Linked DNA regions of Mus musculus: all the other regions are linked to region 1. A link is a loop called in an ENCODE intact Hi-C map of the cell type or tissue named here. Cell type or tissue: heart. All regions are shown on one strand.

The links. Hi-C counts contacts between places; a loop is a spot of excess contacts. Peaks named below come from ENCODE experiments on the same cell type or tissue, not always from the same donor. Only the 100,000 strongest peaks of a DNase experiment are listed, where the experiment ranks them.
Region 2: it touches region 1 in a loop (5-fold over the local background); 12 of 42 quality-filtered maps call a loop at or near these places.
Region 3: it touches region 1 in a loop (3-fold over the local background); 11 of 42 quality-filtered maps call a loop at or near these places.
Region 4: it touches region 1 in a loop (2.3-fold over the local background); 6 of 42 quality-filtered maps call a loop at or near these places.
Region 5: a loop joins it to region 1, with 2.5 times the contacts of the local background. A loop is called at or near these places in 4 of 42 quality-filtered maps.
Region 6: it touches region 1 in a loop (3-fold over the local background); 15 of 42 quality-filtered maps call a loop at or near these places.
Region 7: a loop joins it to region 1, with 2.3 times the contacts of the local background. A loop is called at or near these places in 8 of 42 quality-filtered maps.

Annotation. Positions count from the first base shown.
Region 1 is chr11:94,542,270-94,546,269 of GRCm38, reverse strand. It overlaps Rsad1 (radical S-adenosyl methionine domain containing 1), which reads left to right. Exons shown (of 9, transcript NM_001013381.2): 4 at 1,485-1,850; 5 at 2,102-2,165; 6 at 2,568-2,715; 7 at 2,922-2,976; 8 at 3,286-3,389; 9 at 3,623-4,000. The coding sequence ends at 3,740. Among named protein-coding and RNA genes, the nearest start is that of Rsad1, 4.9 kb to the left of the region's middle. In heart, a CTCF peak has its summit at 2,102; DNase peaks (open chromatin) are centred at 1,709 and 2,149; H3K4me3 peaks cover 753 bases; H3K27ac peaks cover 670 bases.
Region 2 is chr11:94,418,652-94,422,651 of GRCm38, reverse strand. It overlaps Cacna1g (calcium channel, voltage-dependent, T type, alpha 1G subunit), which reads left to right. Exons shown (of 35, transcript NM_001177888.1): 26 at 3,682-3,833. Among named protein-coding and RNA genes, the nearest start is that of Gm51872, 14 kb to the left of the region's middle. In heart, a CTCF peak has its summit at 2,116; no DNase peak of the experiment used is centred here; H3K27ac peaks cover 733 bases; H3K27me3 peaks cover 1,729 bases.
Region 3 is chr11:94,327,460-94,331,459 of GRCm38, reverse strand. Ankrd40 (ankyrin repeat domain 40) reads right to left here and starts at 3,459. Exons shown (of 5, transcript NM_027799.2): 1 at 3,073-3,459. The coding sequence starts at 3,206. In heart, a CTCF peak has its summit at 1,745; DNase peaks (open chromatin) are centred at 1,739 and 3,439; H3K4me3 peaks cover 1,730 bases; H3K27ac peaks cover 1,647 bases.
Region 4 is chr11:94,403,386-94,407,385 of GRCm38, reverse strand. No RefSeq gene overlaps it. Among named protein-coding and RNA genes, the nearest start is that of Abcc3, 12 kb to the right of the region's middle. In heart, a CTCF peak has its summit at 2,495 (motif pointing right); a DNase peak (open chromatin) is centred at 2,505; H3K27me3 peaks cover 1,282 bases.
Region 5 is chr11:94,627,218-94,631,217 of GRCm38, reverse strand. Lrrc59 (leucine rich repeat containing 59) reads right to left here and starts at 1,441. Exons shown (of 7, transcript NM_133807.2): 1 at 1,109-1,441. The coding sequence starts at 1,213. In heart, a CTCF peak has its summit at 1,522 (motif pointing left); DNase peaks (open chromatin) are centred at 327, 657 and 1,467; H3K4me3 peaks cover 1,931 bases; H3K27ac peaks cover 1,729 bases.
Region 6 is chr11:94,338,472-94,342,471 of GRCm38, reverse strand. It overlaps Ankrd40 (ankyrin repeat domain 40), which reads right to left. Exons shown (of 5, transcript NM_027799.2): 4 at 3,951-4,000; 5 at 625-2,919. The coding sequence ends at 2,773. Among named protein-coding and RNA genes, the nearest start is that of Gm51871, 12 kb to the left of the region's middle. In heart, a CTCF peak has its summit at 2,093 (motif pointing left); no DNase peak of the experiment used is centred here.
Region 7 is chr11:94,484,088-94,488,087 of GRCm38, reverse strand. Spata20 (spermatogenesis associated 20) reads left to right here and starts at 2,778. Exons shown (of 16, transcript NM_144827.4): 1 at 2,778-2,878; 2 at 2,989-3,171; 3 at 3,270-3,334; 4 at 3,447-3,601; 5 at 3,677-3,820; 6 at 3,938-4,000. The coding sequence starts at 2,802. In heart, no CTCF peak of the experiment used is centred here; a DNase peak (open chromatin) is centred at 1,867; H3K4me3 peaks cover 399 bases; H3K27me3 peaks cover 3,460 bases.

The DNA of each region.
Region 1 (4,000 bases):
CCAGGCTGGCCTCACACTCAGAGATCCGCCTGCCTCTGCCTCTTGAGTACTGAGATTAAAGGCCTCATTGGCCACCACCACCCGGCTTCTCTCTTTTTTATGACAAGGTCTTACTGTCTACTCTGGCCTGAGACTTGTTATGTAGCGTCAGGAAGCTTTGAATCCCCGATCCTCCTGCCTCTACCTCCCCAGGGGATGGGATTACAGATGTGTACCACCACGCCTGGCTTCTCCTTATGAGAAAACATCAGCTAAAACTAAATTAAGAGACCTTTGGGTCTGGATGTGGTGGGCACACAATTGTCATCTCACTACTCAGGAGGCTGAGGCAGGAGGATTGCCATGAGTTCAAAACCAGCTTCAGCTCTTTACTGAGACCGTGTCTCAGAAGGAAGCAAGTAAGCCAGCCTTCTGGAGACTGGCAGTTGTGCTGTGTTGTACATAGATGGGGACCTCACTGAGCCTTTATGCTTAAGCTAATTGCAAATGTAAAAAGTTAATTTAAGGGCCGGCGAGATGGCTCAGTGGTTAAGAGCTCCGACTGCTCTTCTGAAGGTCCTGAGTTCAAATCCCAGCAACCACATGGTGGCTCACAACCATCCATAACAAAATCTGATGCCCTCTTCTGGAGTGTCTGAACACAGCTACAATGTACTTACATATAATAAAATAAATAAATCTTTTAAAAAAAAAGTTAATTTAAAAAGAAGGGCCATAGAGATGGCTTAGTGGATAAAGAGACTTGCCGCCAAACCTGATGACCTGAGTTCTATTCCCTGTCAGAAGGAAAGAACCAACTCCTCCAACTTAACCTTTGACCTCTATATAATCACTGTTGTGCACCCGCAATAATTAATATAAACATATTATAAATATAATAAGTAAAAATGTTTGCCTTTACAATAAATATTAAATATTTGCTTTAATGATAAATGCAATAAAACATTTTCTAATATATAATATATAATAGATATAATGACAATATAATAAATATAATAGAAATAACATAAATAATACAAAAGTAATAATATAATAAATATAAAAACACTAGGGGGGGGAACCTGTTAGAAGCCGGAAAATCCCCGGCTTCTAAATTCCTGGTCTGACACTGCAGTTACTATCTCCGAACCTTCGCTTTCTCATCTGTCAAATAGAACTGATAACTGAGCACTGACCGTGGCTCTCCACCCAGCACTCAAACAGGCAGAGGCAGGATACCCCACAGGCTTGAAGCCAACCTGGGCTATTTAGTGAGTTCCCGTCTAGTCAGCACTATAGTAAGACCCTGTCTCAAAAGGAAAGAAAACAAAAGGGGAGGGGGGGGTTAAGAGTTCAATGCACCGTTCCTTGAAGAGTAACTCTCTGGGTCTGCCTTGACTCACTCTATCTCCTGTTCTGTGTCCAGTCACATCTGTGCCTTAAATAAGGCTGAGTGTTGCTGCCTCCCTCAGGGACAGCATTTACACCAGACCCTCTCTCTGCAGTCCCTGGATGACGCGGAGCTGCAGCTGCTGGGCCGGACTCACTCAGCCAGCGACGCTTTACGGACTCTGGCGGAAGCCCGGCTCCTTTTCCCTGGCAGAGTGTCGGTGGATTTGATGCTGGGGTTACCGGCACAGAAGGTGGAGCCGTGGCTTCAACAGCTTCAGAAACTGCTGTACCACTGTGACGACCACCTCTCCCTCTACCAGCTGACCCTGGAACGGGGCACCTCACTCTTTGCCCAGGTGCAGCAGGGTACCCTCCCGGCCCCTGACCCGGACCTGGCTGCTGAGATGTACCAGGAGGGCAGGACAGTCCTTCGAGATGCTGGCTTTCGCCAATATGAGGTCTCCAATTTTGCACGGAACGTGAGTGAAGGCTCATGACGGGTGGGGATGATGGTGGGGTGGGGTGGGGGTGGAGTGGGGAGTGAGAGTGGTGGTGGTGTACAGAATTAGAGGGTTGAGACTGACCAAGGGACTGAGACCTTTTGAAGAGAAGGATTCTTGTTGGGTGCTCTGAGACCCGAGGGGTTGGGAAGTTCTAATTAGATGCCCCGGACCTAAACAGAAGCCAACATCACTTCCTTCTGTGCTGACAATTCCCATCTTCCCCACAGGGGGCGCTCAGTACCCATAACTGGACGTACTGGCAGTGCGGTCAGTACCTTGGCATTGGGCCTGGTGAGTCGATCGATGGTGAACAACCGAAAGCATGATTCAGGGGAGGAACATTCTGGTTGTGTGAACTTGGACTGCTCCTTTAGCCACTCAGAGCCTGCATTTCCTCATGCAAACTACCCAAAACCTCTCTGTAGAACCGTGGAATGTGAATTTTCAAGCCTGGTACCCTGGTTCTTTCTGAGCCTGGCATAGATGAGAAGCCCCTAGGGGCCTGTTACAACCCAGAATGCTCGACTCTACCTCCAGGACTTCTTATGGGCAGGGCTGGAGCAGGGCCTGAGGATTATATTTGTAGTAGTTGCTTCGGGGAGCACCCTTGAAAAAATCCCCGATTTTAATCTGGTAATTCACCATGTTAGCGTCTATTAATTTGTGTGTGGTGGTTGTTCACTGCTATCCCAGGAGCCCATGGAAGATTTGTGCCCCAGGGAACTGGAGGCCATACCCGGGAAGCACGGATCCAGACACTGGAGCCAGACAATTGGATGAAAGAGGTGACGCTCTTTGGTCATGGCACCCGGAAGTGCGTTCGCCTGGGAAAGCTGGAACTGTGAGTACCGGAGTACACAGGGCGCTTCCCTGGGGGCTCCTGCACCCCGGAAACTCCTCTGTGTTGGTACATCTTTATTACCTGCCTTGCCCCTCCCACTTTGCCCCCAGACCACGTGATTTCTAGGCACACTATTACATCCCAGCATTGCGTTTTAAAGAATGTGAGGTCTCATCTCTAAGGTCCCGTGGTGATTTTTCTTCCAGGCTAGAGGAGGTTTTGGCTATGGGGCTGCGTACTGATGTTGGAGTCACTCACCAGGTAAGGGACTGGGGGGATCTCAGATATTATTAGCACCTCCTAGGGTCACTTCCCAGGCCCTACTCCCTCCATCCTCTAGGTTGGCAACTAGAAGCTGGACCTGGCCAACTGAAGTCTGGTGACAGAGGCAGTGGGTAGTGCTGTATGCCAGTTAAAGATTGCACGTAGAGCTCTGTGCTGGGCAGGTGCTCTACCACTGAGCTATTATTCACATTAAATCCAAGTGTGTGTGTGTGTGTGTGTATGTGTGTGTGTGTGTGTGTGTGTGTGTGTGTCGGCCAGCTCATTGCACTGACTTCTGATTCCTAGCACTGGCAGCAGTTTGAGCCCCAGCTGACCCTGTGGGACGTGTTTGGAGCAAGCAAGGAGGTGGAGGAGCTGCTAGCTCAGGGTCTGCTGCTGCTGGATTACAGGTATGTTGGGAATATTGTGCGGAGGGGGCTTCACAGACCCTGGGAGCTCTTGACTACAGATTGGGGCGTGGGAGGACTGCCATAATGAGTGTGTCACAACTAAATGTTCCCCTCCTTTTCAGAGTGGTAGAAACAAGAAAGACCAATAGAGGAGGGCATGGGCTGCCAGGGGTGGGCAGGAATGGGCCTTTATGGTAAAGTTAGAGTCATATCCAGACCTCTCGGTTTTCCAGGGGTCTCCGGTGTTCCTGGGAGGGCCTAGCTGTGCTGGACTCCCTGTTATTGACCCTCCTACCTCAACTCCAAGAGGCCTGGCAGCACAGGCCTTCCTCACCCGTGTCAGGAGGATGACCAGACATCCTTGTATCATGAGGAAGCACCAGTTGGACTTAGAGGGCTGGGCCAGATGGTGGGCATCTGCCGGTAGGTGCCATCTCTGCTCTGAGGTGCTATTGCTTGGCTCTGACACCCCCATGGGAATGGATGTGGTCAGTTGGATGGACGGCTGCCTCTGTTCTGGGGACTGGTATCCCTCACAGCATCCCAGGAGTCACAGGTCAGCAAGTGTTCCCTGCCTAGGATGTCCTCACCACCCCACTCCCACCCCCCGC
Region 2 (4,000 bases), 120 kb after region 1:
GAATGAAAGGTCTTCCACTCAGCTGCTTTCTCTGCTGCGGAGGGTGGGGGGGTTCAGCCTGGGAACCTCTGACTGAACCATTCCTCCCTGCCTAGGCCCCATCCTGGTGGGGGATGGCCTGCCTGGTCTGTGAGGGCTCAGAGACCACCTCAAGGGGCGCTCTGAGCCTTGACAGATTCTCATCTTCTGCCATGGTCCTGAGCTATGGTATTTGACCTTCAGTAGCATCTCTCTGGGGTCTCAGGAGTCTCTGGCTAGGTTGTGTCTCTGTTGCTAGGATCTCCGTGTCTCTGTGTCAGACTGTTTTCCAAGTTTCTGACACGGTAGGGGATGAGAGGATGGTGGGAGAAAGTTGTCTTCAGCTTAGCCCTTCTGAGTTATTGAACAGCAGGTTCAAATGGAGACTGAAGAAGACGCATGCTCACCTTTGCCCCTAACCACTACCCAAACACGTGGCTAGCCCGCCCGAGGCTCCTCCACTCAGGGCACTGTCTCTTTAATCAGCACATACGTGTAGGCACAGCCACCAAGGCACACCATACCTACGCCTCAGCACACACCGGCCATCTCACTCTGTACTTTTCCCCAGGGACCCTGGCCTGCTCCTGCTGGCACCCGTACTATTTATTCTCTTAGGTTGTAACAGTGACCCAGACTCTAGATGGTCCCCAAAACCTCTTATATCCCTCCTCTCAGAGCCTGGGGTTCTTCAAGGTCTATACCAGAGCTTGCTTTACTCTTGTGAGTAAGACTTATGCGGAGAGACAGGACAAGACATCCTGGGACTCATCCTTAAGGTCTCCCACAGGGGTCTTGGTCCTGAATTTCTAATAATCTGAATTTCCCAGATGCTAGGGTACCCGTGTGCTAGTCTCCCTTCCACGGTGACAGCCAAGTCTCTCATCTGGGTTTTCTAGGAGTCAAATGTGTAACCCCCCACTTCCTGCTAACATGTCTTCATCCACCCTTCTGTAGCCAAGAGGAGTTATCACCCAGGCAAGGGGAAATGAAAAGGGAAAAGTTGGATTAGCAAGTGACACTGGGCCTAAACGCTTAGGTCTGAAGGGAGAGATTGGGACTGCTAGGTGACAAGACCAGTCCTGTGACACTTGACCTCCAGCATCAGCTTCCTGTCCTCAGCCAGCTCTGACCTCCATCTCCACTAACCCCCTCTTTTTCCCCTCCCACCAGGCCAGGAGGATCCCTGGCAGCTCGGCTTTTGCTGTGGGGCCCTGTACCCCAGCTAAAAGCCTATTTCCTACCATTTTCTCTTTTGCAAACTGTCTGCCCTGGCTGTGCCTTGGGCTCTCTGTGACCTCTACTAACTCACTGTGCCTGTTGCTGTCACCCACAGCTCCTCCAGCTCTCCTCATTGGCCCCTGGGTCTCCCTAGGGGCCCTGGGGCCTTTCCCCCACTGTCTCCCTCTGAACTCTACTCTACCCAAGGCAGTTGATAACTCGTAGAAAGGAAGCCGGGTGATCAGGAGGGAGGCTGGAGTCTTGCTGTCTCATTCTGGTGCTGGGTCACAGGTTTGCTGGGTCTCTCTGAATGGTGGAGAGGCTGCCGGCAGACAAGCGGCTCTAGTTGGTTTGGTGCTCTTTGGACTTGTGTTTCTAACGGAGGGTTTCCTTGATGCCTGCCGATCTGGGCTGGGGGCTGCAGTCAGAAGGGTATTTGGGACCTGGAGCTATGAACAGATGCCCTGTCCCAGCCGTGACTCCCCCTCTCCTCTGAGTTGCCTGGAGGGTCCCTGGCTGAATGCGGCCCCACCACCATCACCCAGACTCCCGAAGCAAGGCTGGAAGGCAGAGTTGTTGTTGGTGATAACTCTATATGGCCCTGATGTGCCTACAATAGTCAGGTTGGGTGGGATAAGAGGGGTTGGGGGTGGGGAGGGTCAAGGGGACTTCTCCCTTCCAGCCTCCCCTCAACATTGTCTCAACTAATAACGGGGCTAATAAGGAGCAGCTTCTTCTAACCTAATTGTATTCAAACATTTTAGTTAATTCTCCATTCATATTTTAGCATAATGGGATCGGGTGTTCTCGACATTTATGGAGATTAATGCAGAGAAAGAGTTCCGGCTGCTGAGGCAAAACAGGGCGACTAGCGCCCTCTGGTTCTCATGGTACTGAAGGAAGGAAGGAAAGAAGGAAGGAAGAGGCCTTGGCTAGCCTAGCCACTCCCCACCATCGGGTGTGGATGACCTGTGGGCTCATGGCATCCCTTGCCTCTGGCCTCTCCTCTCCCCATATTCTTGGGTGTCAGGAAGGCCACCTGAGCAAACAAAGCCACACTTGGCTGGCCCACTCTGAGAACAAAGAGATGACCTCAGGCACCTCTGAGATGCACCTGTGCCCTGGTTATCCACACCTCAAGGCCGATGTGGAGAGGGGTCAGGTGGGCTTGCAGATTTGTCTCGAAGCCAAACCTGCCACTTCTGGGCACTCTTCTTCCTTTGGCTTTTGGTGGGGACTCACCCCCCAGGCCAGTCCTTGCCTCAGTTTACCTCTCTGTGAAGGAATCCTCTGCATGGGAAAAGATAGTTGTATTTGAGCTGGCCTGGACCCAAAGCTTTCTGCCACCCCTGGGCCAGTTGGTTCCTGGCATGGTATTCAGAGGCTATAGGCCTCCCTGGCTAGCTTCTGCCAAGACCTCCTAAGAGGGGAAGGGCTGTCTGGGACCTGAGGCTGCCCATGCTTTCCCTCCGTGTATCTCTCTGTGAGACCAGTCTGTTGGCATATTTCCAGATAGCGTATCCCTCACCCTGGCCTGGCCCTTACCCCAGCACCTAAAAGGAGGGTCCCCTGAAATCTGCCCCCAGATTTCTCTTGCCTGCTTGGCAGGATTACCTTCTGGTGCTGTGACCTTTCTAAGTGGTCAGCTAACTACAAGAAAAACACTATGCCTATGACAGATCTCAGACAGCTCTTCCAGCCCAGCCTGCAGTGTCAGGCAGCCCCAATACCCAGGGTAGGCTGGGTACTCATTAGAAACTGGGTGATTCTGTGGGTGCTGCCTTCCTAGCTTGAGTCTGGGACAGGGCAGAGGCCTGAGCCTCCGCCTCTACCCTCCCCACATGAAACTGTGGGAAGTCTGGGGCACTGTCCTCTGTAGACTCTGTGGTAGGTCAGCAGGCAGCCAAGATGTCCAATTTCCAATCTCCGGTCCTATCACAAATCCCAGCTCTGTGTAATCCCTTCGGCGGCCCTAGGGGCTGAGCTTGGAGAAAGCATTGGAGCCTTCGCCTTAGTGGCTGGAGCTCCCTCTGAGCCCGATTAGATGGGGCGGGGGGGGGGTGTCTTTCATCTTATTGATCCACCTTGCCGCTGAACATGGAATCAAAGGTTATAAGGAGCTGGTATAATTTAGAGGCTGCCCTAGGATATGGGCTCACCCAGTGTCTAATGTAGAGGAGGGGCTTTGCATGTCTCTATCCCATTCCACCCTGACTGCAGGCAGTAGAGCAGATGCTTGACAAGGGACAGACCAAAACAGCCGGCTCCTGCATAGGGCAGTGGGTGGGGGAGGGGGCTGGATGGGTGTCGGGATGCTAGTGGTGACCTGGAATGTTTTAGCACTGGTGTAGAGGCTGGCAGCAGGGAGGGGCTGTGGGGGGAGGGCTGTGGGGGGAGGGTTGTGCCTGATGTCTACTCTACTCTCTTTCCTGCCCCCACCAGAAGCCCAGTGCAAACCCTACTACTCTGACTACTCGCGCTTCCGGCTCCTCGTCCACCACCTGTGTACCAGCCACTACCTGGACCTCTTCATCACTGGTGTCATCGGGCTGAATGTGGTCACGATGGCCATGGAACATTACCAGCAGCCCCAGGTGAGATCAAGAGATGAGGCCAGCAGCCTTGAGACCTTCCCAGGCCGAAGTAAAGATAGCCTCTGGGTGTCAGACAAGTGTTGGGGGCTCTACGTGGGTCCTCATACTTGCGGCAGTCTTCTTAGAGGTGGGTGTCACCTTTGTTTTATACAGGAGGATACTAAGTC
Region 3 (4,000 bases), 210 kb after region 1:
TATTTTAGACCAGAGGCTTTGGGCATCATTCATCAACTGGGTATCATTCATCATTGCTGAAACTGTGGTTACTAAGCAACCAAGAATTGAAAGCAGTCACCAGTCTACTTTTCAATGTTGAAAAGAGTTGGGTTTTTTTTTCTTTTTTCAGGGTAACTTTATATGTCTCCCAACATGTTGCCTAATAATAAGAAAATAACAATAGCTAACACAAACATAATACTTTACATGTTGGACCCTGTTCTAAAAGCTCTGTTTAATCTTCAAAATATCCCCTTAGGATCTGGGTACAGTGGGGTTTGCCTATAGACTCAGCTATTCAGTAGACCAGGGTAGGAAGAGGGTAACTTTGAGGACAAGGGTTAAGACCAGCCCAGGCAACACAGCAAGGCCAAGTCTAAGAAGAAAAGGAAGAAGGAAGGAAGGAAGGAAGGAAGGAAGGAAGGAAGGAAAAGAAAAGAAAAGAAAACCCTACTACTGTGAATATTCTTCACTCATTTTACAGTCAATGAAGCTGGGTAACTAGCAAGCAAATAAGCAAATTATATAGTGTACTAGGCGGATATTAAGTGTCGTGTATCAATAAAGCAGAGTAAGAGATTAGGAACTGGCAGGGCTGGGGGAAGAGTTGCACAATTTTTAACGACAGGCAAGGAAAAGCCTTAGCATGAAGCTAATATTTAAGCTAAGATCCACATGAGGACTGAGAGCAAACCATGGTGTGTAAGAGAAAAGCTATCAAGACAAGAGGGAAGGCAAAATGCAAAAGTCTAGAATCCAGGCTGTGCTGTTGCTCCAGGAAAGGCAAGGAGGCCAGGGAAGAAGTGAACAAGGAAGCAAGTCAGGAGATGAGGCCCAAAGGTCAGGGAAAGGAGTGCATATTGGCTTCTTCTCACAGTAACATGGGAGCCACTAGAGGACTTTGAGTGAGGTGATCCAACTGTTCCAAGTCAGGGTAAGGCAAGTAGACTAGTAAGGATGCTAGTAGGAAGACTCTGGAACTATCCTGCATCACAAGTGGAGCTGGCTGGCTTTGTATCACAGTGTAGAGCTTGTGAGAGGTAGTCAGATTCTATCTGAACATAGAGGCAGCAGAACTGGATGACGGTACGTGGATGTGAAGGAAAGACAGGGACCAAGGACAGTGCCAAGCTTTGTGGTTTGGTTCATATAAGAGGGCAGGATGCGAAGAGCTGAAAGCATTAGGCCAAGAGCATAAGGCAGGATAAAGGGAATCTAGGAATTCACTCTTGGATTGAATAGATTGGAGCTGGAATTAAATCTATAGGAAGCCTCATCATGTCACCTCAAACTCACCTGATATACACTGTATATCTAGCACATGGCAGGCACTGTGCTGAGGGACTCAGATGTCAGATTCCTTTTTCAGCTCTAACAGTCATGTAGACCCACTAAATCCCAAATTTAGTAATTTAGGAGCATTTTTAAAAACTGAATGGTTTACTTAATTTTCCTGGGGTCTCAGTTTCTTCATCTTTAAGATGGAGAAAAATAACAATATCTCCTGATTACCCTGAGATAGGTTAAGTGTTTAGAACCACATCTGTGCCATAGAGCAAGTTCAATACTTGGTAGCTATTTTTCATCTCAATAAATACTAACAACACTTCTGAAAGACCTGGAAAACAAAGTAACTCAGGCAAGACCACACAGCTAGGCAGGCAGAACCTGCAGCAAGACCAGGCTCATTGTTCTGTAAAACACCGCCTCCCAGTGCCAAAACAGGAATTCACAGCTCTTGGACGCCATGGCAAGGCAAACACAGCTACAAGTGTTTTGACTACAAATGCTTCAAAAAAAAAAAAAAAAAGACTAGAAATTAGTGTCCACTGTCTCCAGGCTGTGGACAGCTATCCAGGCTAGTTTCTTTAGGGAAAGGAGTCAGACAGCTTTCTTAGGAAATTAGGAAATCTCATTTCTGACTCTGTTATCATATTGACAATTGTGCAATCAGGGCAAGACACTCTCTGGAATTCAAATGATCTCCAGTGCCCTTTCCATTCCAAAATGTATGGCTCGATTTACTGGGGGGTTTAAAATTCAAATTTAACTTTAAACTGGCAAAAGAGGCTAGATAAGCATTACCTGAATTAAAAAAAATTAATTGTAAAATGTCAAAAAAGGGTAGAAAGAAATACCACATTCAGTAACTCGAAACTAAAGATTTAGCCGGGCGTGGTGGCTCACGCCTTTAATCCCAGCACTTGGGAGGCAGAGGCAGGCGAATTTCTAAGTTCGAGGCCAGCCTGGTCTACAAAGTGAGTTCCAGGACAGCCAGGGCTATACAGAGAAACCCTGTCTCGAAAACCAAAAAAAAAAAAAAAAGAAAGAAACTAAAGATTTGTTCATATCTTAAAATGAGACAGACTCTGTATTGGGAAGGAGGCAGATCTGCTAGCCGACTTGTAAAGCCTTGGGTAAATTTCTCTAATTGGAAATTGTACTAAGCAAACAAAACACTCTACAGGGCAGACAAATGAGTCTCCCCTCAACAGGCAGCTGTAGGCAACAGCCAATCACTGTGGCATTAAAACAACTGAGGCAGAATTATTATGCAAGTGGCGAGGGTTTTGTAGTTGTTCCTTTTCTCCTGGTCTTGGCTAAAGAAACCGTGCTGGTTTTTTAAGATTGGCATTTGCTTCGTTGCTTATGCTTTCATCTCTGCACGAAGTGTTCTTCAGAAGCGCCCATGGCAAACTAATTCAAGCTTGATGAAATCCAGAGCAGAGTCGCCGAGAATCAAAGCCTCTATGCATCACCATTTGGGCCAAGTTAGAGCCAGGGGGCGCGCGGGGGGGGGGTGGCGTGGGTGGGCTCCAGTGTCCCGGAGGGCGCTGGCCGCGGTCAACCACAGAAGAAGGTATGGTTTGGGGAGGATGCGCTCCTGACTGCACCAGGCAATGGGAGATCGGGGCCAGTCTCGAAAGGGCCACGACCTGAGAGGCCTGGGGCACCAGGCGTCACCTTCGCCTGCGTCCTGGGTCACGGCTGACTGCTCCACGCCCCGAGCTCGCAGCCCTGAACCCTGGGCCTCCCCCGCTCGCCACTTACCAGCCGTTGACCTCATTTTGCGAGTTCACATCCACCCCGCTCTCCACCAGTTTCTGCACCTCCCGAATGTCCCCCAAGGCCGCCGCCTCCCGCAGCCTCTCCTGCTGCTCCTTCTGCTCTAGGAGGGCGCTCATCTTCCCCAGGGCCCCGGGCCCCGGGCCGCCCCGCCCCGAGCCTGTCAGCGCCGCCGCCGCCTCCGCGGCCGGCTCCCGGCCATGGGGAGGGAGCGCCGGGCTCGCCCGCCCCGCTCGCGCCTCCGCCCGCGCCCGGCCCAGGGCCTCGTGCGCCCGCCCGCCCACCGACAGCTCCCTGGCTGCTCGCGGCCCCGCAGGCCCAGGCCTCCTCCCCCACCGCGCCTCCGAAGGCCGGCTCCGGGGGACCCTATTCGGTGTGACAACATTGACCTAGATACTTTTCGTTCCCACCCGCGGCCCCGCCGCCCCGGCCGGCTGTTTATGTAACCACCGCACTGGATTATCTGCTGTGATTCATGGGCTATTTTTAGAGCTCCCACCCGGCAGCTTCCAGCGAGGAGGACAGACACAGGAATAGTTGCGAGGCGGAGGGATCCGACATTGTCGTTTGAGAGCCAGAAAAGCCTTATCCTCAGGAGCAGGCTGTTTAGCAGGCATTAAAAATAATTGGTGGGTTTCCACCCCCACTCCCCCAAGATTAGTTAGCTCTTTTTTTTTTTTTTTTTTTTCCATCTGAGCCAATTTTTACCCAGCAGGACGGGAAATGGGCTGAAAAGGATCCTACTATAATATGCCCATTATTTGCAGAGATAGATGACACTGTTCTTTCTTATTTTTGTCAGTGCTTGGGACCATTCAGCTAGAATATTTATTTCAGCTGTTACTGTTTTTATTTTACCCTTTATCGGTTTTAGACAGAAATTCTTCCAACTTGGCTTTCATGAAGATTAACA
Region 4 (4,000 bases), 140 kb after region 1:
TCTGTCCTTACCATTTCCATTCCCTTGAACAGCCCCACCCTTTCAAGCCAGGTGTGCGTGTGCGTGTGCATGTGTGTGTGTGTGTGTGTATACTCATGCTTTGGCATAGAAATCAGACCCAGGGCTTATATGTATTTGAGGCAGGACTCTACCCCTAAGCTGCATTCCAAGCCCTGGGTTGGATTCTTGAAACCTAAGTGGCACCCCTCACTCACAGCGCCCATCTGCACAGGCAGCTGAGAGCCCGCAGTGCCAGGTTGCTGGTTGCTGGGAAGCTGGACTTGCAGGCGTCTGTCCTCTGGCCTACTTCCTAAGCTCAGAGAGCTTTTTTGATTGCTCTTTGGGGCAGAAATGATACCACTCGTGAAAGCAAACACCTGGTTTGATCTCCCTGGGGTGTTTGATGGCGCCCAGCTCTGATCCCTCTAGCCCTCTCAGCTGGAGAAAGGGGGTGTTTGTACAAGCTGGCTTTGCTTTCTCTCTCTCTCTCTCTCTCTCTCTCTCTCTCTCTCTCTCTCTCTCTCTCTCTCCTTCTCTCTCTCTCTCTCTCTCCTTAAGGGAAGCTGTACAAAATTCCTAGAGTTTTGCCACCTGGATCTAGGGATTAAGCTTTTATATTTTTGTAAAATTCTTTAGCTGTCTGTTCCTTATGGGTGAGAGGTTTGGGAAGGGGGAATCTGGAAGATCCCCCCTCCTCCCTTTTTCTTCTTCTAGTGGTTAGAAGATTCTATGTCAAGGTGAAGCAGAAGGCTGAACCCTCTTCTTCACCCAGAATTTCCTCATTACCATCCCTGCCTCTGTAAACACACAGCAGTGCAGTAATACTGTAGTGTCACTTGAGGTAATGCATAGCATGCCTAATTCTTTCTACAATCCTGTTCTCCTGCCTCTCTCTTTCTTCCCAGTAATGACTAAAGAAGCTCGATGTGGGTCACACTGAACATGCTCTAGGGTTGCTCTCCAGGGAGCTACTGTGATCCACCCAGTGAGAAGGCAAAGACCCCTTCTCCAGCTCCCCATCCCACACTATCTATGGACCTGAGAGCACTTCTCTGGCAGGATACCATGCCTTTGTAGAGACAGCTGGGTGGTACTTTGGACATATTAATAGATAGCAGAATGAAGGTGGATATTTGGAGGGGGGAGAGTATTGTGGTTAACTCTTCCAACATTGTAAAGTCTTTGTGGCCAGGCTCAGTGATGCATCTCAGCCCTTGGGAGACGGAAGGAGGGGGATCAGGATTTGGAGGACATTCTCCACCACATAGTGAGCTGGAAACCAGCCTGGGCTACGAGATAGTCCCTGTCAAAACCAGCCAAACAAAAACCCACCAACAAAACAATGACATCGGTGATGGAAAGAAACTGGTGTGTCTCATTGCACAGGTTTGAAAGTAGAGAAGAAACAGCCGCTGAGTCTGAACGGTGCATGGTGATCTTGGGGAAGTGGGGTTGGGGAGACAGCAGGTCTTTGGTTAGGGCCTCCAACGCAGGGGCTTCTGAGACAAGGGTAGTGGGGGGGGTGCTTTTGGAAGCTAGAGCATCTCTCTCTCTCTCTCTCTCTCTCTCTCTCTCTCTCTCTCTCTCCCTCTCTCTCTCCCTGGGTGCCTTGCCTTCTTGCCTTCATTCAGTCTTCTTCCTGGGGGTTCAAAGAAGAAACTGTGTCAAGAGCCCCAGGCCTCCACCTCGGGCTTGGCTGCTTCAGTTTCCACCCCCAAGGCTCCAGGAAAAGGCCTGTCTGGGGGTGGGGAACTGGGAAAAAAAGGAGTGATCTGAGCTGGTGCTAAAAACAAACCTGAGGCTCACACGCAGTCTCTCGCTCCTCCAAGGGCTGAAGCCAGGGAAGTACCCGGCTAGCTTTTTTTTTTTTTTTTCCATGCAGTGGTGGGTTCATAGAAGTTAAGAGCTGAGGTCACACAGTCAGAATTTGACTCTAGGGCTGGCCTTCTGCAGCCCACACCATCTCAGTCTGTTCTCACTGCGGAGGAAACAGGAAGCGATGGAAAGATCCATGCTTACAAAATGAAAAGAATTTTGCAAGGAGGCTAGGGGACCCTTTCCTGAAGCGGTCACATTGGGTTTATAGAAATACACATGTGTTCTCTGTGTGGCATAGTCAGTGGGCTAGAAGGGTCCACGGCCTCCCACCTGGTGGGATACTAGCCTCTAACATGATCCCAGCCATAGGGATTGTGGTGGTGTCCTTTGACCTCCAAGGTAATGCAGGTTCTGCAGTCACTCCAGGTTTCCAGGCAATGTCCTTCCCTAGAATGGCTCGCTCTGCCCTTTGAACCCCTGGCACCTGCTTGTCTCAATCACCACGGTCTCCACCCTTCTTTCATGCTCCCACCCGGGCCTCTACCCACTTTCCAAATATGTTTCAGCCTCACCTTCATCCGTTCTCCCAACGTTGTCTGGTGCCCTATGGTTTCCCCTGCTGAGGCGCCAACCTGCCCCACCTGGTGACAGCCATGTAGTGAGGGCGTTAGACACCAGGTGGCAGCACAGAGCACTTTCAGCTGGTGCCACCCAGGGTTTCTCTGCAAGAGGGATAAATCTGGGAAGAAGATACCAACTGTGGTGGATCCGTCCACACACAGATGCCCTGTATAGCCCAAAAGAGGAAGCAGCTCACGGTGTGAAGAACTTGTCTGTGTGGAACCACAGACTAGAACACACCATCTGAGCGCTGGGGAGCCACAGCCAGGTGGAAAGGGAGGGTGAGTCCCTGGTGCCAACAGGCCCCTTAAGGCCACTAAACTAATCCCAGACCGAGGTGGCATGTTGGATAGGGGACTTAACTCTCAAAGCAAATCTAGTTGTTTACTGATCCCATCTGTAGGGCAGGATAAAGTGGATCAAGGAATGAGCTGCCCAGTAAAGTCCAGGAGGGAAGTCTGCTACAAACCCCACACTCTGCGTGCCTTAGCTCCTATCCCAGTGTATGAGCTTGGCTGAGACCCACAGATCCTATTAATTATTACTTTGAAAACTCTGAAATCGGGTGCAGTAGCCAAGCCCTGGCCTGCATGCCAATTAGATGAGGGAGCAGGCTGGGGCAGAGGGCAGACTTGCTGAGACTGGGAGGGGTCCAGGCAGATCCAGATGGGCTGAAGTCTGGCGGAAGCCAGAAGGGGGAAGCAGGGTGTGCGCCGGTGCATAATTTAGGGGTGTTCACAAACTTTAAAGGTCTGTAAACATTCAGTGAGATGGGGGGTGGGGGTCACATTGCTGGTTCTACACTGTCCCTTTTGTTAGATCCAACCCACCCTGCCCACAGGCAGCATTTCCTGTGCCTAGGTCTTCCTGTCTCCTTTGCGCTTCTTTCTAGCTCCTGCTGCTATGCCCACTCTGGATTTGCCTTTCCCTTTTTCTTCTCTTGCCCGTTTTCTTGCCAGGAAATTCCTGACGCGGGACTCCTTCAAGATGCTCACTGGCGGAGGAGACACAGCGCATGCGTAGTCCATCTAGTTTGGAATCGCAGCCAGGTGGAAAAGCAGGGCGAGGCATTGGTCACCAGACTCTGTTCCCCTCTATGCCTCAGCTCAAACCTTGTTGCTCCTCTCATCATCCCATTCGATAGAAATATCTTAGTTCTGAATACTCAAAGGCAGAGTGGGCCTTGCTCACTTTGGGGACTGTTCCTCGTGACACGGTGGCCTCACTACCTACCTTCTAGGGAAATGACATTCTGAGAAATGCTGCTTTAACTTTCCCTATACAAAGCAAACTTTCACCCAATCTGTAATAAGTTAACCATATTCTCTGAGATTATTTACAACCATGCACTCACTCTCCCACAGGCTGCGCATTCAACCTATTCAGAATTACCTTCAAAGACTGTAATCACTCTTGCTATGCTTTGGACATCCCAATGTACCATGTTCCCTATTTTCCCTTTGGGACTCTTTCATGCCCCTGACTCAGAACAATGTATGTGTATGGAAGATGTGGTAACCAGGTTTAAGACCATTCGCTTGGAAACATTGAGGGGTTGAAA
Region 5 (4,000 bases), 85 kb before region 1:
TTTTTTTTTTTTGGTTTTTCTAGACAGGGTTTCTCTGTATAGCCCTGGCTGTCCTGGAACTCACTCTGTAGACCAGGCTGGCCTCAAACTCAGAAATCCACCTGCCTCTGCCTCCCGAGCTCTGGGATTAAAGGCGTCCCCACCAGGCCCGGCTTGTCTTATGATTTTAACCCCCCTAAGTGTACGAGACCAGAACCATTAACACCATCTTACAAATGAGGAAATCTAGACACAAAGGTTGGCTGGTTAGCTTGCCAAGGACATCGAGCTATTGAGCAACGGGAGCTGGGAAGTGAACTGGGCATGCCATTCAAACCACCATACTACACAGCCACAAAGGGGGTGGGGGTGGGGATTCGGCCAATTGCCAAGGCCAAGTATAATCCCTTAATGGCAATAAGAAAAGTGTAGGTCATCCAAAGTGAAGCTAACATGAGACGTTAGAGCTAGGGAGCGCAGAGCTGGGTAAGCACTGATCGAGGATGTTGCTCTATGTTGGCAGCAAATTAAGTGTGTGCTGTCCCTAGGGCCTCAGGCTTCCAAATGGGATTGGGAGTGGAGGGAGATGGAGGGTGTGGCGCCATTCCGGACAGTTTCAGAGCAGCTGGGATGAGAACCTTTGCCAGTCCTGCAAAGAGATTTCACTTTCTTCAAGGAGAGCCGCCCCCAAGCTGCGAAAGCCAGCTGGGATTGCAGGCTTCTCAGGAAAAAGCTGGGTTCGGCGCCACACCCAGGTCTATCTGGAGGCCTACTTCCCGGGACCCGGTCATTCATTCATCCTCGAAACACATCCAGCAACCCTTCCCGCGGCTTTCCACTCTAAGGCCCAGCACGAAGCCGGACCTTGTTGAGAGCTCCCCAAAACCAGGACAAATTCATTACTGGCCCCGAAAAAGCCCAGGATCGGGTAGCTAGAGCGACCCTATCTCCTGGAACTGTGCCAAAGTGACACGTGTGCACCGCAATAAGAATACTGGGACCGACCGCAGCCTCCCAGGAGACCTAGTTTTTTAAAGAACGGGAAACTGAGGCTTAAGAGAGGGGCCTGCCCGCGTGGGGCCGGCGTCAGGAGTAGGTGGGCTCCCGAGGCTCGTGGGGTCGTACTGACCAGCTCCTTGACGGGGACTTCATTCAGGTCGCTGAGGCTCAGGTCCAGCTCATTGCCGTCCAGCTTGTCGCGGAGGTTCCCGCCCTTGCTACCGGCCTTGGTCATGATGACGCCGGCTAAGCGGGTCCCTGGCTCCCGGTTTCCGACGGGCAGGAGAGAGGGATGAGGGGCCGCTCGTGGGCTCGGCGGACTCACACCCAACGGACCACGCCTGCGCCTTAAGCCGCCGTCGCCTCCGCCGCCGCTGCGAGGCCTCCGCCGCCCGTCCGCTCGCCCGCCGCACTCCCAGCCCAGGGCCCCGCTCCCACCGGTGCCGCCGCGACGACGACCACTTCCGTGTCCACGTCACCTTCCGCGGCCACTGAGATGGGCTGGGCCAGAGAGGCCCGAGCGTGTACCGGCGCGCCCTCTGCCGTCCAGGCTGGCAAACTGCATCTGCGGGGCGCCACCTCCGCCGGGAGGAGCTGAGTTGCTAGACGTGGCAGTCCGGAGGCATCTGGAGCCCGAAAGGACAGAAACTGCACTTTCCATGACCTGTGTTTGCATCCCTCATAAGATCATCCCTATACTCTGAAATAGGAGCCAACTCTGAGGGTATCCTCCAAAATTTCTCCTAGCTTTCTTCCGAATTTACGGTTACTGTAAACTTCCTCTTCCTTTTCGGCTTCAGTCTTCAGCCCTCTTCTCTCCAGCCCTTTAATCTCAGCACATGAAAGATCCCTACCAATTAGAGGCCTGCCTGGTCTACATAACAAGTTCCAGGCCATGCAGGGCTACATAGCAAGAACCTGTCTGTAGTGGCTATTCCTGGTTGTCAACTTGACAATATTTGGAATGAACTACAATCCGGAATTGGAAGGCTCACCAGTGACCCTTATCTGGAGGCTTGGAGATCCTTATCTGGATCTTGGTTTGAAGATCTTGAGCCATAGTGGCTATGGATTCCAGAAGATTGAATCTCCGAGTTAAGGAACACACCTTTAATCTGGGCTATGCCTTTCATCTGGGATTAAAGGTGTGGTGGAACACACCTTTAATCTGGGCTACACCTTTTGCTGGAGACAATATAAGGACATTGGAAGAAGGGAGTCTAGCTCTTGCTCTTGCTCCTTTGCCTGCTTGCTGCGTGAGACTGAGTAACTGCTAGATCCTTGGACTTCCATTCACAGCTGCGACTGAACAATTGTTGGGAATTCGGCTGCCGACTGTAAGTCATCAATAAATTCCTTTACTATTTAGAGATTATCCATAAGTTCTGTGACTCTAGAGAACCCTGACTAATACAGAAGTTGGTACCAGGAGTGGTTCTAGAGTAACAGAAGTACAAGGATGAATCTTTTAAAATACTGGAATTGGCTTGTTGATCCACCAGCACTTTCAAATATTGAAACCTCTCCAGATTCTCTCCCTCCTGGGAGCTCAGAGAATTTTGAAGACCCATGGTTGAAACTATATTCCGAACTTAAAGAAGCTAATGCCCTTGATTTTCTTAATGAATTAGGTGATTCAGTGCACAAAGCTTTCTACAAGATGGGGAAAAAATCGAAAAATGATTTTACTGGCTGGCTGCTCTTAGTATCTGTGGAAAAAATGATGAATGAAAGGAAGGAGTTGTGTGATAAAATCGAAAGGCTCCAGACACAAGTAAACGATCTAAAAGTTGCTAAGTGTGTCCTTGAGGAGAATCTTCTCTCTTGTAGCAATAGAGCTCAAGTTGCAGAAAATCAAACAGAAACTCTCATTGTAAGGTTGGCTGAACTACAGAGAAAATTCAAGTCTCAGCCTCAGAGTGTGTCGACAGTTAAAGTAAGGGCTCTAATTGGCAAAGAATGGGATCCTACAACATGGGACGGGGATGTGTGGGAAGACCATGTTGAAGCTGAGAATTTTGAATCCTCAGATTCTCAAGGGTTTGCCCCACCTGAGGAAGTAGTACCCTCAGCCCCACCTCTTGAAATAATGCCTTCCCCACATGAGGAAATTAATTTTGCAGAGTCTGCTCACGGCCCACCAATAGTTTCTTCTAGACCTGTAACCAGACTCAAAGCAAAACAGGCTCCTAGAGGGGAGGTAGAAAGTATAGTCCATGAGGAAATTCGCTACACTACTAAGGAGCTTAATGAGTTTGCTAATTCATTCAAGCAGAAACCTGGTGAATATGTGTGGGAATGGATTTTAAGGGTGTGGGATAAGGGTGGAAGGAACATAAAACTAGAGCAGGCTGAGTTTATTGACATGGGTCCTCTGAGTAGAGATTCTAGGTTTAATACGGAAGCTCGCATAGTTAAAAAAGGTGTCAAAAGTTTGTTTGAATGGTTGGCTGAGGTGTTTATCAAAAGATGGCCTACTGGAAATGACTTGGAGATGCCTGATATTCCGTGGCTTAGTGTTGATGAAGGGATTTTAAGACTTAGGGAAATTGCAATGCTAGAGTGGATATATTGTGTAAAGCATAATTGTCCACAATGGGAAGGTCCAGAAGATATGCCTTTCACCAGCTCTATAAGACGCAAATTGGTGAGAGGGGCACCAGCACATTTGAAGGGTTTTGTTCTTTCCCTTTTCCTTGTGCCAGATCTTAGCATTGGAGATGCTTCTGCTCAATTAGATGAATTAAATTCACTGGGTTTAGTTGGATCCCGAGGTAACAAGGGCCAGGTGGCAGCATTGAATCGCCGGAGACAAGGTGATTCTAGTTATTATAATGGACAGCGTAGACAAAAGAATGTTTATAATAACATACCCAGTAATGGTCAGCACAGGAGAGGTGAAATTTATAATGGCATGACTCGCTTGGACCTTTGGTACTGGCTAATCAATCATGGTGTTTCCAGGAATGAAATACATAGGAAGCCTACTGCATATTTGTTTGATCTGTATAAGCAGAAAAAT
Region 6 (4,000 bases), 200 kb after region 1:
ATGAGTGTATGGAAGGCGACTTCCATCCTTCTGATAGAGCAAGTATGAGAGCACAAATGCCCAAATTATTCTGCCTCTCCCTGGTGCTAAGAAAAGGTCTCTGCTGTGCTGATTTATTAGGCCAATTTGGCATGACGTCTGCTTTGTGAGGTGCTGGGAGGCCTAAACCAAACAGGAGATTCATTCAGCGTCCTTCCCTGCTAGAGATCTGAAGGTGGCGGGCTGTGCCTCCTCTCCTGTCTTGGGAGTTCGCTTCTGAACTCACTGAGGCCATGACAGGTGCCGACAGCCCAAAGGGGAGGCTCGGTTGTGTCAAGTAAATAGGATAATCAAAAACTGTGGTTAATAGGGGATGACCTCTATCTAGCTGCTCAGCGACTCCAGGGAAACCAAGTGACTGGGAGGGAAGACATCACACAGAATCCATCTCCAGACACGACCCACGGGGTGAGACAGTGACACTCGTGACAGGGCAGAGGCAGGCAACAGTGGGGTGGCAGACACTCGGCTGGGGATCTGGTCCTCTTTTTCCTCCACAGCGCCAGCCCCATGGGACTTCACAGCAATTTGAACCCTCTATGATTAGAATACAGTGGCAAAACGAGGGCAAAACGAGAGAGAATGGGCTGGGTCAGTTAACAGTTAATTTTAATAATACCTGTTATGTTTAAAGAGTCAACAACACACGAGGAAAAGTCTTCTGTGAATGTTTACACAGTGTGAACACATGCTTTAACTATGCAGTGGAGGAGGAGAGGAGCATTCAGTTAACAAAGCCTAAAAGAAAACCCCTTGTTATAAATTACACAACGCATATAAAAATATTTCTCTGAATGCATAGATTAAGACTCGGAACTCACCTAAGAGCAATCACACAGTTCCATCCCACTGCCCGAGACACTGACCCCAGAGGACTGTGGCAAAGCACAGGACACTGGGCAGAGCCATGTGGGCCACCACAACCTTTGGTCAGTCTGAAGTGCTTGCTTGCTCCTCTGTAGCCCACCTCCCAGCCAGCTCTACTGCTTCTCAGAATCTCTAATCAACCAGGGAGGCTGAAGGAGTCTCAACCCCAGTGATTTAGACATGAATTAATACTGAGTTTATTTCTTCTAAGATAGAATCACGCTTAATTGAATTACTAAACTTTTTCAAAGCAAATTAGGAGGGAAAAAGGTTAGTACATTTAGTTAAAGTAGTTTCTGATTGGTTGAAACACAAGGGAGGTGTCTTCATTAAAGCACTTGGGAAAGGGGGTGGTGAGCCACAGCCACTCCACTACGCAAACACTCTACAAGGGAAGTCACCAGCTGTGCCAGGGCCAGGCACCATGCAGTCACCTCACAGTGACCCACACAGTGACACTGGCTTTGAAGAACACCTCAAGCTCATTTCAGCACTCAGGCGGCAGTGGGAGGCCATTACCTCAGCACAAGGTTCTCTTCCAGTGCATCTGCATGTTTTCAGTCAACTGCAGTGTTCTAATAAAATTAAGTTAATACCCAGGAAGTTAAGTTTCTTTGGAAACTATAGGCACTATGGGGAAAAGCTTAAGACAGCAGGGGTCCCGTCAACAGCTGCTCCAGCCCTGTTCTCCTGCTCTTGTGTGCGCCAGGTCCTATCTATCTAAAGTTAAGCAAACCGAGGTGGCTTTTCGTCTTTAATGAGGCTGAGGGGGGGAGACTCTTGCATGCGCTCTTGGAGAAGAGTCGTACACCATGCTCCAGAGTCTAATCAGGCCCTCACAACTGACTGTGGAGGTAACGGGGAATTCCTAAAATTGAACAATTTGTTTATAAAAGCAACAGATTCCAGAGTTATGTAAAAACCCTAATAATTTTCAAAATAACCTTTATCTTTGATACAAAAATAAAGATGCTAACTCCTTTAGTTCAGTTTCCCACAATAACCTTTAAACCAGCAACAAGTCCGGGCTCAAAAGCTGCTCTTTGTTCCTGGAGGGAGTGAGAGTGGTGGGCGCCTTGTCCAACAGCGCCTGTGCTCTTCTTGAATGGTGCAATTAGACAGGGTGACAGGAGTGGCCACGGAGCAGGTGGTGGCTCCTTTAGAAAGCATTAGAGAGCCCTCTAGTGACTGTGGAGGGGAGCAGATGTGAAGATGACTGTCGAGACAGCCGCAGTCATCAGTGGTCATAAAAGAAAACTGGGGGAGGGGAAGCTCTTTTGGTTAACAGCCTATTTACAATTAGGTAACTATATTTTAAATACTTTAAACCTGAGTAACATTTATAAATATGCTATATGAGACCTCACAGCCACAGGTCATACCAGAATCCCTCTGTCCAGTACCTGTGTGTGCTTTCTTTCTTTCCCCAGTCTTCCTCCCTCATCAGTTCAAAATTTCTTGAGTGTCACGAGCATGCAACACCAAGAGAGGCACGCCCGGCCCTTCAGGCGCACTGTCAACAGGAGTGGCTAGAAATAGGTCTGCGCTCTCAGCTTCTGCTTTGACAACTCTCTAGATCCTGCACATTAAACACTGGCTCTCGAACCTTCGGCTTCTGCCTCTCAAGACTACTTTCCAGCTGTTCAAAGATTCAGCAATAGTTTATTGTGCACCAAGAGGCTTGGAAGAGTGGCACCGCTGCTGGGGGGTCGGGGCTCCTGCCTGGTGAGGCGGGGTGTTAGTGAACACTACGCAGTGGCACCAGGGGCCCTGGTGGGCATACGAGGCTTTGGGATCAATGGCTTGTCCTTTGGCCCAGAGATGACACATACTGTCACAGTACTCAGTGATGAAGTCCCTGCTGCATCAGTACGTCAGTTTTGAAGCTCTCCGGTTATAGCAAGGCCTCTCAGTCAGTGTGGATGCAGCGTTTCTAAACAGAAAATTATTGTCACTTATCATCAGAACCAGTTCCAGCTCCTGGAAGTCCTGGAGTCGGGCAACATCTTTGTCCTGAAACAAAACCGGGTAATGGATTAAAATTTTCTTTTCATTTAGTTAGCTCTTTATTACATTTGTTCGTTTTGTGTGCACACATTTGTGTTATAATGCACATGTGGAGATCAGAGGGCAACCTGTGGGAACTGGTTCTCTCCTTCCACCATGTGGGGCCCTGGGACAGACAGAACTCAGGTCTTCAGGCTTTGCAGTAGGTGCCTCTACCCACTGAGCCAACTTGCCAGCCCAAGGCAACAGAGCAATAGCAGCAGTCTGTGTCTATGCTTGGTTGGTTGTATTAATTCCAGGGTCTTGGTTCATCTTTAATCTAAAAGGAAAATTAAATCCCTGAGACAGCTAAGCAGTGATCAGCCCCCACATTTAATCTGAACAAGAAGGAGAAAGTTCTGTCTCTGTTGCAGGATGAGAATGCCCTAAAGGGACAGGCAGGTGAGTGTCAGGTTTCCTCAGGAACTTAGAGAAGCCAGAAGCTTGATGCTGGAGAGCCCATAGCTGGCTGGAGCATCACAAAGATGCCAGGTGGGCCGCATATCATATGGCATAAGGCTACAGGTTACTATGGGAACAACTGAAACAGGCCCATGTAACATCCTGCTATCTTCCAACCTTCAAAAGTGCCAGTGTATTAGAGTATGATCGTTCACACATTTAATCCTAGCAGGCAAGAAGCAGAGGCAGGAGGACTGCCATAAATCCAAGGCTGGCCTGAGACACACAACAAATACCAAGCAAGCTAGGGCTACACATCAAGACCCTGCCTGGAAAGAAATACATGAGTAAGGTGGGGGCTTCTCTGTGGACTCAGAGGAAGGGGAAGAAAGCTTATGGAGTGATTACAGTAAGGCTGGAGCTGGAGCTCAGAGCCTTGCACATAGCAAGCACAAGCTTTAACCTGGCCTTGGCCTTGGCTCTCCTTTGTCCTTTTTATTGGCTTCCACTTAAGCTATGGCTCAATAACCAAGGGAGAAGTTAAGTGTGCTTGAAATGAAAACAGCAACCACTCACACTGAGCAGACTTTCCTTACCTTTCTTAACAGAGTGTTGGGTAACTTTCTTATCTTTTCCACTTGGTCTG
Region 7 (4,000 bases), 58 kb after region 1:
AAGGTGTATGGGTCTGAGCTCTTTGCTCTCAGTGTGCTGTTTTCTTAATAGCCCTCCACATAGGAAATCCTTTCCTCTTTCCCAACAGCCTCCCTTCTGTTCATTAAGCCCTTAATCCCTCTGTTCTATTTGCACATCTCAAAGGTATTCAGACCAATAGGTCAAAAAAAGACCTCTTAGCCCCCTACAGCTCCCCCTCTTCAGAGTGAGGCCTTAGCCTTTACTGTTCACTCTGACCCTCCTCTCCTCAAAGTCCCTTCCTCTGCAGCTTTACCCCTAGCCCCTGATAAGCCTCCTGTCTCCCCTGTGTGCTGCCAAGACCCCCTCATTAACCTTGCTTCCATTCTTTCCCCCATTCCAGACCTAAAAGGATGCTTTCCTGATTAAAACAGGCTGGGCAGCCTTGGCGCACTCCTTTGATCCCAGCACTCGGGAGACAGACAGTGGATCTCTGTAAGTTCAAGGCCAGCCTGGTCTACAGAGCATGTTCCAGGTCAGCCAGGGCTACACAGAGATACCCTGTCTGGGGTGGGCTAACAAGGCAGGCAAGTTCTACTGCAGCTTTCTTCTTATGTCATTAGGAACTTCCTTTCTCAGAAGGTGTGACTCCTGCTGAGGCACGGATAAGGCCCTGGATTCTATCATCAGCAATGCTTCCTCCTCAGAGTTCACCCCCTGCCCCAGACCTCGTCCTACCCACTCACCTAACTTCCCTTGCTGGTTAGTTTTATGTCAACTTAACCCAGGCTAAACTGATTTGGAAGCAGAAATCTCAACTGAGAAAATGTGCCCCCATCAGACTGGCTTGTGGACAAGTCTGTGGTGCATTTTCTTGATGACTGATGTCTGAGGGCTCAGCTCACTGTTGTGAACAGCGCCTGCCACCCCTGGGTTGATGGTCCCCGGTGCTAGCAGACAGCAGGCTGAACAAGCCATGGAGAACAAGCCAGTAAGCAACGTTCCTCCGTGGCTTCTGCTGCAGTTCCTGTCTCCAGATTCCTGCCTTGAATACCAGCCCTGACATCCCTTTGATGATGGACACAGGACTATGATGTGGAAGTATAAGATAAAATAAACCCCTTTTTCCCCAAGTTGTTTTTGGTCATGGTGTTTCATCATAGCAATAGCAAGCTAACTAAGCCAGCTTCCTATCCACGTTCGTTACCTATCCCTTTTCTCTGCCCTCCAGCTATACTAGCCTTCTGCTGGCCCTCAGTCTCAATACCCTCACCTGCCACAGGACCTTTACACATGCTGTTTCTTCTGCTACATCTCTCACTCCCTGCACTCTTATTCTTTATAGCTACCAATCAAGTATAATGTCCTCAGCAGAGCTTTCCTCTGTGTCTCTTCTACTGGATCGAGTCTCTTGCTAGATTATACCCATTCACGGTACTTGTCGCAGTGTGTAGCTGACTATTCACTAGCTAGTCTCTGAGTAAAAGGGTAGGGAGGAACACACGGGTGTTCGGTGCCTGGTATAGTAGTAGACAGCAGAGGACGCTTGTCATTGACTGAATAAAGTGAATGAACCAAGCAAACAGAGCATGCAGTAAGGACATATTGGCTCAGTGTTACTACTCTGGGAAGGCTTCTCGGAGTGGGTGGGTTCTAGGGAGGATGGGTAGGCTGGATCAAGCAAATTTGGCTGGCTGATCAAATCCTTCGAAGGGAGCCTTATCTCTTGCTTGTAAAAGGGGAAAGAGCTAGGCAAAAGTATTGGATGCTCCGAGGGTCACTCTTCCTGCCAGCACTTTAAATGGAACCCAGCTTATTTTACTCGAATTTTAAGCGCTGAGACGGTTGGATCTTCAAAGGCACGGCAGGGCTGTAGTTCCGCGCTCTACCGCCGAGCGGCGCTCGGAGACCAGCCACAGGGCCAGAGACTTGGCGAGGACAGGGTTCTGGGCCCGCCCTTCTGCAGCCTACCGCCCGAATTGGAGCAGCTATACTGAAGAGTGTGGGACTGTCTGGACCCCAACCTCCGGTCGCCCCACTGTGGGGGTGGGCCTTGCGGCTAGCGGCAGGTATGAGCAAGACACTACAATATGCCTGGCGCCGCGGCAGTCCGTCTTTCAGGCATAGTCTGCGATGTCTGCTCGGATCCCCCTACATGAAGGCTCCTTTTCTTCCCCCACCCTTCTTATCCGCTGCAGGATTAGCTCAGGCTAGCTCTTTGGCTACTTTAGCACCGCCTCTAGGAAGCCTTTCTAGAATGATGTGCTGTCCACAAACCCCTCTCTTGAAGCACCCTGCACCCTGTCACAAACTCATGTTGCTGCCCTGCCTGCTATTTAGTTGCGTTCCCAGGTTGAACTCCCTAAGATAGGTCTATTTGATTCTGAGTGGTCCCTCTCTCCTTCTCCCTCTCCTTCTTTCTTATCTCTCTTCCCCTCTTTCCCTTTCTCTCCCCTCCCTCTTTCCCCTCTGTGTGTATGTATGTGTGTGTGTGTGTGTGTGTGTGTGTTTAGTGTAAGACCTGGTCCTTCAAAGTACTCTGGAGTTCTTGGCTAGTCCCTGACTACTTCTTCTGCTTGTCCCTCACCTGGTCCAGTCCCGGACCCAATACCCATTCCTCTTGACCTGTCTAGACACTAGCAATAGCCACTCCCTTCCTAAGTCACCCACATGAATGCTAAGGATGCCTGCAGTGCAACCGCCCAGGGAGGGGCACTCCACGGGTGATAGAACAGAGCAGGATGGACCATTCTACTCATTATGACCCTCTCTGACCTCACAGATACCCTTCCTACCGCCAGGTCCAAGAAGCTGGGGGAGACTAACCTGGCAGGGAGCCCCCAATGAGCCACCATTCCTCACCACCCCCAAAACATAAGGGGGAGCACAAAGGCCACGGTCTCCCCCGTGGTTCAGAAAGGTGGGCTGGACAAAGAGTGGGGGTCTTTGTGGCTGGGTAACCATTGAGCTGATTTGGGTGGGGCAAAGGGGAAGTGGCCTTCATTTGTGTGACCCATCTGCCCACATTAGGGGCAGCTCTTCCCGGGACAAGGACCGAAGTGCTACTACAGTTAGTAGTTCAGCGCCCATGCCTGCTGGAGGAAAGTCAAGCCGGACTAACTGTCCTCCACCTGCACCGCCGAAGACCGTCAATCGCCTGATCAATGAGAAGTCTCCATACCTCTTACAGCATGCCTACAACCCGGTGGATTGGTGAGAGCCATCCCAGGGTTTCCCTTGAAGCATCTGGGGTCCCTAATCCTCTGAGACTCCCTAGGCTACTGAGTGACCTCTCTTCCTGTTGGGTCTAGGTACCCCTGGGGACAGGAAGCCTTCGACAAGGCCAAAAAAGAAAACAAGCCGATTTTTCTCTCAGGTATACACCCACTGTTCCCAGAATGAGGTTCAGTGACAGGCAGAGGGTTGGGGGTGGTCCCTTGGGTCCCCCGGGGACCTCCTCCTGCCATCCTGTCCCTCTTCTCTCCTAGTGGGGTACTCTACCTGTCACTGGTGCCACATGATGGAGGAGGAATCCTTCCAGAATGAAGAGATAGGGCGCCTGCTCAATGAGAACTTCATCTGTGTCATGGTGGACCGAGAGGAGCGGCCAGATGTGGACAAAGTATACATGACTTTTGTGCAGGTGAGCCATCTCTGTGGCAGTCTAGTCACACCTACAACGCGGCAACTCCCCTGACCCTGGCCCTCCCTCTTCCAGGCCACCAGTAGTGGAGGAGGCTGGCCAATGAATGTGTGGCTGACCCCCGGCCTCCAGCCATTCGTTGGGGGCACCTACTTCCCGCCAGAGGATGGTTTGACTCGAGTTGGCTTCCGAACAGTGTTGATGAGAATCTGTGATCAGGTGGGTGGATGTCTGGGAGGGAAGGTGCCCACGTGCAGGTTGAGAGACCACAGCCACCTCCCATCCCCACCCCGACCTGTGTATGCTGACTTCCACGTGTGTGCTCACCTCCTGTAGTGGAAACTGAACAAGAACACCCTTCTGGAGAACAGCCAGCGCGTCACCACAGCCCTTCTGGCC